Regions from separate parts of the Homo sapiens genome. Here region 1 is linked to region 2. A link is a contact called in ENCODE Hi-C or POLR2A ChIA-PET data. All regions are on one chromosome and are shown on one strand. Each heading gives the region's core, a stretch centred on a gene start or an enhancer-like site at or near the end of the contact. The rest is flanking DNA. Distances are from core to core; before and after follow the strand shown.

The links. Hi-C counts contacts between places; a loop is a spot of excess contacts on that map. ChIA-PET counts read pairs that join two places held with the same protein, here RNA polymerase II (POLR2A). Pooled maps may share reads with other maps.
Region 1: a loop to region 2 is called in a map with no recorded cell type, with 4 times the contacts of the local background. The contact joins the enhancer-like site here to the promoter of NEU3 in region 2. A Hi-C loop is called at or near these places in 1 of 168 maps with a recorded cell type or tissue (gastrocnemius medialis), 6 of 37 single-sample maps with no recorded cell type and 5 of 50 pooled maps. POLR2A ChIA-PET finds 5 or more read pairs at or near these places in 11 of 52 experiments (AG04450, H1, HepG2 and 7 more).

The regions. Positions count from the first base shown.
Region 1 is chr11:75,021,400-75,025,631 of GRCh38, reverse strand. No RefSeq gene overlaps it. Among named protein-coding and RNA genes, the nearest start is that of NEU3, 35 kb to the right of the region's middle. Within about 2 kb of position 1,796, at least 6 of the 41 ENCODE cell types and tissues checked have a DNase peak (open chromatin) inside an H3K27ac peak, as active enhancers do.
Region 2 is chr11:74,987,045-74,991,422 of GRCh38, reverse strand. NEU3 (neuraminidase 3) reads right to left here and starts at 2,490. Exons shown (of 3, transcript NM_006656.6): 1 at 2,269-2,490. The coding sequence starts at 2,362. RefSeq lists enhancers at 2,221-2,410, 2,691-2,740.

The DNA.
Region 1 (4,232 bases), core at 547-3,046, 35 kb before region 2:
AGTTTTAGGGCTTGATGAGAGAGCAGGGAAGGGGTTCACAGGACCCAGGCAGGAAGGATGAGGGCCAGACCTGAGCAGAGGGGGTGAGAATGAAAGTTGTCCCTGAGTGGGTCCTAGATCTAAACAGGACCCAATAATCTTGGAGCCTCATGACTTCCTAGTAAAGTCAATGCCATCATCTCCATCGTACAGCTGGGAAAACTGAGGTTCGAAGAGGCTAAGTCACCTTCCTAAGGCCACATAGCAAGTAAGAGACAAAGCTGAGGCTTCCCCTCTGGTCTCAGACTCCAAGTGCAGGCCCTTCCTGCTGCTGTAGCTGCCCATCTTTTCTGGAAAATCAACTTCACTCAGAGAAGAGCTCTCATCCTGCCTTGCTGTGGAATGGCTGTGGCCTTGGCCCAGTCCAGTTGCCTCCCTCCCTGGGTCTTAGCTGAGTGGGGAGGAGGGTCCACTAGATGTCTGAGGTCTGCCTGCCTGCTCTTCTAGTGGGTTCCAGTCTCTCCACAGCTGGGCACCATCCAGGCTACTCCCCATCCTACCTCCTCTCTCTAATAATTAATCTCCAGCCAACAGTCCCAGCTGCAGTGCTTTCATCATCCAATTACCGGAGTTGCTGGCACAATAAATCTTGGTCATACAAATGCAGGCAAATCTGCAGCTATTTTCATGGCCATTACTGTGCATAGGACATTGGGACTCAGGTCATTTGCCTTTCTGACATGGAGTCCTGCCCCCCACTCCCTATCTTCACCATCTTCTTTCATTTTTCAGTGGCAGCTGCCTCCCTCCCCCATCATCTCCCAAGCACCTGCTCCTCCCTTCCCCTCTCCCATCTTTATAAAGGCTGTAGGCCAAAGATCAGAAGACTGTGTGACCTCAGCCAAGTCAATTCTCTGACCTTCAATTTCTTCACCTATAAGACAGAAAAAGCATGATTGACCTTATAGGGTTTTGTGAAAACTAAATAACCCAAGTGCAGTATACATCTCACTGGTGGTAGGTATGACCTACTTCAGTGGTCTTTGCTATTTTTTAATAGGTATGTATATAATTTAATGTATATTAGGAAAGATAAATCAAACCAGTGATTTCATGAATATTATTCCTTAGGAGACCATGAATTAGGTATTTTCATAAAATATGCTAAAGAAAATTATTAAGAATCCATGGATTTAGCAAAAATCATGGAGGAGGCACATGCATGAGAGAAACTTGAGAAACGTTGACATAATGACTGCGTGCTGCTTGCCTTTATCACTATTTGCTCTGTTCTCCACTTTCCCTCAGTTTCTGCAGAGGGATGTGTGGTGCCCTACAGAAGAAGGGGACTCATTGTGTTCTGAGAGGCTAACTTGCTCTAGTTCAGGGCCCTTCATTCATGTGAGAACCACCTCCCTCCCCTTGGGGCCTGTCCCATGCAGGCCCTGTGCTGGGTGCTCGGAACACAGAGCTCAAACGACAGCCCTGCGTTCAGGAAACTCCCAGGAACTCTCCTCTGAATCTGGCAAGGGAGCTGTCACTACCTTTACCTGACAGGACGTATAGCAGGACTTTCCTTGAGTTCTGGATTTGTGGAATTGCAGTGAAGGCCCAAAGCTGAGGACAAGAGGCTCTAAGACCACACTCTGTAAAGAGAGACATGAAGGAGCGTACACGTGCACACACACACAAAGAGAGGACATAGGAGGGAAGGGGGGAGAAGTTGGGGTGGCCTTGTGAACACTGCGGTGTTTGTGCTGAGAGTCACTGCCATGATGGGGAATGGAGAATGTGCCCAAGCCCTGCATAGAAGCTGGGCGTGCCTGCCAGAAAGGGAGCCTCACCCTGGCATCTGGGCAGAAAGTTTGCTGTGCCGAGAACTCACAGGCCCACCCTGGGACTGCCACTGAGCAGCACAGAGGTAAAGGGGTATCCAGTGGCGGGAAGCCTGCTGAGAGGGTCTGGTCCATCCAGCAGAGCCTGAAGGGAACATGGTGAGTACTGCAGGAAGAATGCACAGGACTCTCTCCCAGTGTTTCCTGGCTGTAGGCAGGCATGGAAGATCATAGGAGTTTCCATGGCTCCATACAAAGAAGCACACAGATTAAAATAGGGGAAGGATCCACAGGGCTGTTCAGATGGCCTCAGACCAGGTAAGTCTGACCCCACCTAAACAAGAGGTTGGGCCCTGGGCCTCTGATGGGAGTCCAAGGAAAACTCGGCTGCCCATCTCTGAGTGAGGCTTGGCAACAGCAGGCACAGAGGAGAAACTGAACATCGTGCCAGGAAAGTCATGCCCACCAACTCCCAGCTAACAATAGGTCAGCAGAATTCACCAGCCTTGGAACCAGAAGCAGATCTCATGCTCACACGCACACACACATAGAACTTCCTCCTCTGTAAAGCCACCATCCCTCTTGGACATCAATTTCCCCTTGGGACAAAAGAGTTATAAAACTGCCTCAGGGCAGTTTTGAAAATCCAGGCAGAGACTGCTGTTCTGCCACCAACCATAGGCATTACTGCTTAAAATTCCAGGGTGCTTGTGGCCTGCAGGGAGTTGGGGGAGATTGCCACCTGGTGGTCAATGTTGGCAATGCCATGGAGCTTGCAGCAGAGTCGGGGACTGGGAGTCCTCAGGCTCAGAGCCAGGCCTGACTATCTGTATGACCTTGAGCAAGTCACTTCCACTCTTGGAGACTGTTTTCTCAACTAAAATGGGGAATAATGTTGCCAGCCTTGCAGAACCATAGTGAAGATTAAACCTACTGCACTACTGTGCCTGTCTTGAGCAGGGCCTCAATAAAGTTTTGATCCACCTGGGTCTTGTTCCCGCAGGATATGAGCAAGGGTCAGCTCCAGGAGACAGAGGGGGAGGTGAGCCACGCTCATAGAGATCCCCAGCTCCCCAGGTTTCTTTCACTGCCTGCCACCCAGGACCGTCTTTCTGTGTGTGTGGAACTGTTCTTAACCTAAACCTGGACAGCTCTTTGGATTCCAGATGTTCAGAACCGTGAAATGCTGACTCTAGAGTCTGGATCAGGAGAGCTCATTCCAGGCCTAGTTCTGTCACTAACTTGCTGTATAGCTTTAGTCAAGTCACCTGGTTAATATCTAAGCTTTGGTTTCCTCTTTTGTACAAAGCAGGTAATGATTCCTGCTCTGCCTTTCGGCTCTGCATTGTGCTATAACTCACTTCCTTACCCTCAACTCTTGAAGGAAAGTCTGTTACGTGCACATGCTTGCACCTGGTGCTTTGGGGAAAGAGGCAGCAAGGGCAGCATCAGAGCCTGGAGCAAAACAACTCAGTCACAGTCACAAGAATGCAATAGCAGCAGGAATTAAGAGTGAGAGGTGATCAGAATATAAGCTCCCAGGAACTCTCAGGCTCTTGGGAAAGACTCTATGCTTCGCCCAGAATATAGGATGATGACCTGCAAAATCTTTTTTTTTTTTTTTCTTGAGATGGAATCTCACTGTGTTGCCCAGGCTGGAGTGCAGTGGCGTGATCTCAGCTGCCTGCAGCCTCTGCCCTCCGAGTTCAAGCAATTCTCCTGCCTCAGCCTCCCAAGTAGCTGGGATTATAGGCACCCGCCACCACGCCTGGCTAATTTTTTGTATTTTTAGTAGAGAGGGGTTTCACCATCTTAGCCAGGCTGGTCTTGAACTCCTGACGTCATGATCCACCCGCCTCAGCTTCCCAAAGTGCTGGGATTACAGGCGTGAGCCACCGCACCCGGCCGATGACTTGCAACATCTTAAGAAACTGAGGGAAAGTGTGATTCCAGAAGGGTGGAGGAGCAGACAATCTGAGGACTTCCATATTACCCAGATCTCTGACTCACTAGAGGGACTGTTCTGGGATTTGTGGGACTGTTCGCTGGGAGCCTCACTCCCACATGGGAAGGACTGACTACGGTATTATTATCCATACCTATCCACCTGAAGTTGTTTCCAAGCCTTGGACAGAGCTGTGCAGGGCCCATGGTCTCCTCTGACTACTCCTTACAGATACCTCAGATTTTAGACTTTTGTCTTGCTAGCCCCAGGCAGTCTTACAGATAACATGTCCTAATCAAATTCAGACCCAATCTCATTTGGTAAAAGAGACCAAAATGATGAGTTCTCAACTCTGTACCCAATTCAGGTGACCCTCTCAGGCTTGGGGACAAACCTACTTGCCACTCGCCACTTACCCACAACTGCCCACCCTATCATTTTCACTTACATACACACTAATTCAACAAGCTCTG
Region 2 (4,378 bases), core at 1,241-3,740:
GAATATTTAGTCACTTGTTCCTAACTTGAAGAAGGGAAAAGAACTATTGCTCAGTATCATGAGGGGAACTGGGAGAGTGGCCTTGCTGAGTCCAGAAGAAAAGCCTCCCTTCATTTCAATCCCAGGCTCTCAACAGCAGAATCAAAAGATAAGCAAGGGGAGACCATCTTCTCACTCAATACTAGAGCATACTTCTCTCCCCTCAATTCAGGCTCTCCTCCCCGGGAGGGTCAGGCTTTGTTCTAAGCAAACAATCTGTCTCTGAGCCAGGCTGGTGTAATGGTTAAGAACATAGGATTTGGACCAGGCCAGGACTATGTGACCTTGGGCATGTTATTCAACTTCTCTATGCTTCAGGATCCTCCCCTATACAATTCAGCAGAGTAGGTGATAGAAATAAAATGCTTAACTACAGTGGCTATTACAAGGCCTATGACATAGTATGAGTGCAATATATGACAGTTATTATTTTTAAACTACCAATTACTGTATATTCTAGTTTTATTCCTTGAATCCTGTGGATAACAATGACAATAATAACAATTACAACTCCCTTTCTTAAAAACATTTAAATCCCCCTTTATTGCTGAAAGAGAACATACTTTAAACTCTTAACACCTTAATTACAAGTTAAACCAACACTACTATCATCAGTCAACATGTGACTATTAGTTAAATCTAAACAGGAATTCTCCAGGTGATAAGAAGAATGGAGCACAGGATAGGCATGGAGCGGGTTAGGGCTCAGAACAGGAAAGGAAGAGGCTGGGTGCGGTGGCTCATGCCTATATTCCCACCACTCTGGGAGGCTGAGGTGGGCAGATCACTTGAGGTCAGGAGTTCGAGACCACCCTGGCCAACATGGTGACACCCCATCTCTACTAAAAATACAAAAAAAATTGGCCAGGCATGGTGGCATCCACCTGTAATCCCAGCTATTCGGGAGGCTGAGGCAGGAGAATCACTTGAAACCAGGAGACGGAGGTTGCAGTGAGCCGAGACTGCACCACTGCACTCCAGCTTGGGTGACACAGCAAGACTCCATCTCAAAAAAAAAAGGAAATGGAGAGGAAATAGGGAAATAATCACCAAAGGAGAAGCACAACTTGTCACATGGGCTGGATTCAAGTCTCAGCTCCATTTCTTGCTGCATGACGTTTTGATGGTTACTCAACCTCTAGGTCTTGGATTCCTTGCTTGTAAACTATGGATAATAATACCTACCTAAGCAGATCAATATGAAGAACCACTCAAAAGTGTTTTATAAATTTTAAACTGCTGTTTTAATAGGTGTCTTTAATTATAAATTTTGATGTCCTCACAATTTCATTTATGCTTTATTATCACTATAACAATTAGAGCCATTAATTTTTGTAATTATGCTGATCGTGTTGATGACAGAAGTAATATAGATGGTGATTCTGGCATTGCCACCCAAAACGTTTCACACAAATCAGGTGCTGGAAACGGGATAGAAAATAATCAGATATGGGCCTGCTCTGGGGTTCATTTAAGCAGAGAATTCAAATGATTACTTGCTGCTCGATATAATCACTTTCCCATCAAGTCCTTCCCGCTTTCTTACTGGGAGAGAGTATAGCCTAGCATGGACTCTGAAGTCTGACTTATCTTTGACACTTACTAGCAAGTCACTTTACTTCTGAGCTTCAGTTTCCTCACTTATAAAATGGAGATAATACCGCCTACTTCTCAGACTATAATAATGTAATTCCACAGCCTCCAACTAACCCAATGAGCCTCCAGTGAATCCCAGGAGGCCTTCCTATCTCATTTATTCACTCCTAACAAGTAATATTTAAGGAGCACCTACCACGTGCCAGACCTTTGAAGATCTGTAGTCTAAACCCTCTCATGGTATAGATGGGAAAACTCGGGCCCGGGATGGGGACAAAGCTTACTGAACGCCACTCCACAGTAAAATCTGGACCAAGACCCAGGTCTCCTAAGTTGAAACTGAAGCTCAGGGCTCTTTCTGCCGCCCAGAGACCTTTGGTAAGCAGGGCTTTTCCAGTCTCAGTTCCCTTTCATCTCTGGAGTGATAATTCTGAGGTTTAAGTTCGGCTTCTGTGAGAACGAATAAAAATAGGACTAGCCAAGAATTCTCTGGCCAGGTCAGATCCTAGCCGACTAGGTGGCTCTGTCTCAATAATCCAAGGCTGGATTTCCCAAACGCAGATGGTCTTGCTCAACCTGTCCCCACAGTTGAGTCCTCCTCGGGGAGCTCTCCTGTCTCCCAACCCCGCTCACCTGCACTGGACCCCGGCTCCTCCGTCTCTGTCGGGGCAGAGCTGGACGCCGGGGATTCTTCCATGGGGCGCGGGGGCAGGTCCGCAGGTCTCATTCGCCGAAGCCCGGAAGAGGCACCGGCCCCAAGGCTGGGGAGACTGAGACAGAGGAGGATAGAGAGGGAGAAACAACTGAGACGGAGGACACGGAGACAAGCCCCGAGAAGCGAAGAGCGTGTCGACTGCCGGAAACAGGTAACGGCAACGAAAAGAGGCGGGCGCAGGCTGTAGTCAGTGGCGGTTGGGGCCAACCGTTGGCCTACTCCGCGAGCCCTCCCCGTCCCGCCCCCTCGGCGCTGCCCCTCCCTCCAGCCCGCAGCTCGGTCCCCACCACGGCGTGGGACCGGCACCACCTCCACCCTCGCCAACTCAGCTCAAGCCCTGGGCCCACCTCAGTTCCCAACGGCCGCCTCCTCTCTTCAGTGCCACAGCCCCGAGCTCTTATATTGGTCTGTAGCTCGGTATCACCGCCTAAAGCTTCCCTGGACAGCCTGAGAGTTGAGCAAAGGTTCCCGGCCTCAGAGGGTACCCTACAAAAAGGACCAGAGGTCCAGAGCATTGGCTACTCTCCTTGCAAAATATGAAAATGAAAATATATTCATATATATAATTTATGTGTGTGTATATACACACATTTACATACATAGATTTGTCACATAGCACTGAGTCCATTCTTCTGTTTCACAGTACCGGAATTTAAGCCCCCCTCTCCCCAGCCAAAGAGGAAAGGACTGATCTAAGGTCATTTTTTATCTGGGACTAAGTACAACGTAAAGGTAATAGGCTGGGCCTGGTGGCTTATGCCTACAATCTCAGCGCTTTGGAAGGCCTACGTGGGAGGATGCCTTGAGCCCAGGAGTTGGAGGCTGTGGTGAGCTGTGATTGCACCACTGCACTCCAGCCTGGGTGACAGAGCGAGACCCTGTCTCTAAAATATAACAATTTTAAAAAGAAGAAATTTTACAAACGCCAATAAAAGGAAAGACAGACTGCTAACTTAGAGGACATAAAAATGTAAAGCTTCTGTAAATTTGAATTCGTGATATTTTTCTCATTAAAAAAAATCCTGTGCTGAGGCAGGGAACATACAAGATGAGCCTGGAACATCGTGGTGCCACAAGGAAAGAACTCACAAAATGATGAGGGTTCTTTGAAAGAACATAGGTGCCAACCTCAATACAACCTGCTGTATTTTTCTAAAAAAAAAAAAAAAAAAAAGAAAAAAAAAAAGGCCTAGAACCAGAGACCAACTCATCGTAATAAGCCCAAATAATGGGTCTTTTTTATTTTTATTTTTATTTTTTGAGATGGAGTGTGTCTCTGCCGCCCAGGCTGGAGTGCAGTGGCGTCATCTTGGCTCACTGCAAGCTCCGCCTCCCGGGTTCACGCCATTCTCCTGCCTCAGCCTCCCGAGTAGCTGGGACTACAGGCGCCCACCACCACGCCCGGCTAATTTTTTGTATTTTTTATAGAGACGGGGTTTCACCATGTTAGCCAGGATGATCTCGATCTCCTGACCTCGTGATCCGCCCGCCTCGGCCTACCAAAGTGCTGGGATTACAGGCGTGAGCCACCGCGCCTGGCAATAATGGGTCTTAAAATACTATTTTGTCCCCAAAGGAACCAGGGTTCCATGAAAAAAATGGCTGATTTTAGGTGCAGGGAAGAAAATTTATAAGATTAGCCTAGAACATCTTAACAGAAAGCAAGAAAGCCATAAAAGACTATTTCAGGTCATGTCAAAAGAAGGTAAGAATCAATTTGAAGGTGATTCCACTGGCCAAATATGGAAAAATTAGAACATCAAAAAGAACAAGGACTGCAAAGAAAGTTCATATCGACATATGGAGAAAAATGTCACTTTGGTCACCTCAGAGTTTGCTAAGGAAAGCAGCTTTTTATTCTGCCTTTCCTGTACAAACCCTATTTCTGGGTAACTAAATAGTTGATGGGGAAAAGTTCTCCTTCATAAAATAATTAACTGACCAATGCCAAATGAATGATAGAATTTCATCATTTTGTCCTTTAATGACAAAATGAATTTAATGAATCTAGACAGCAATTATCAATAG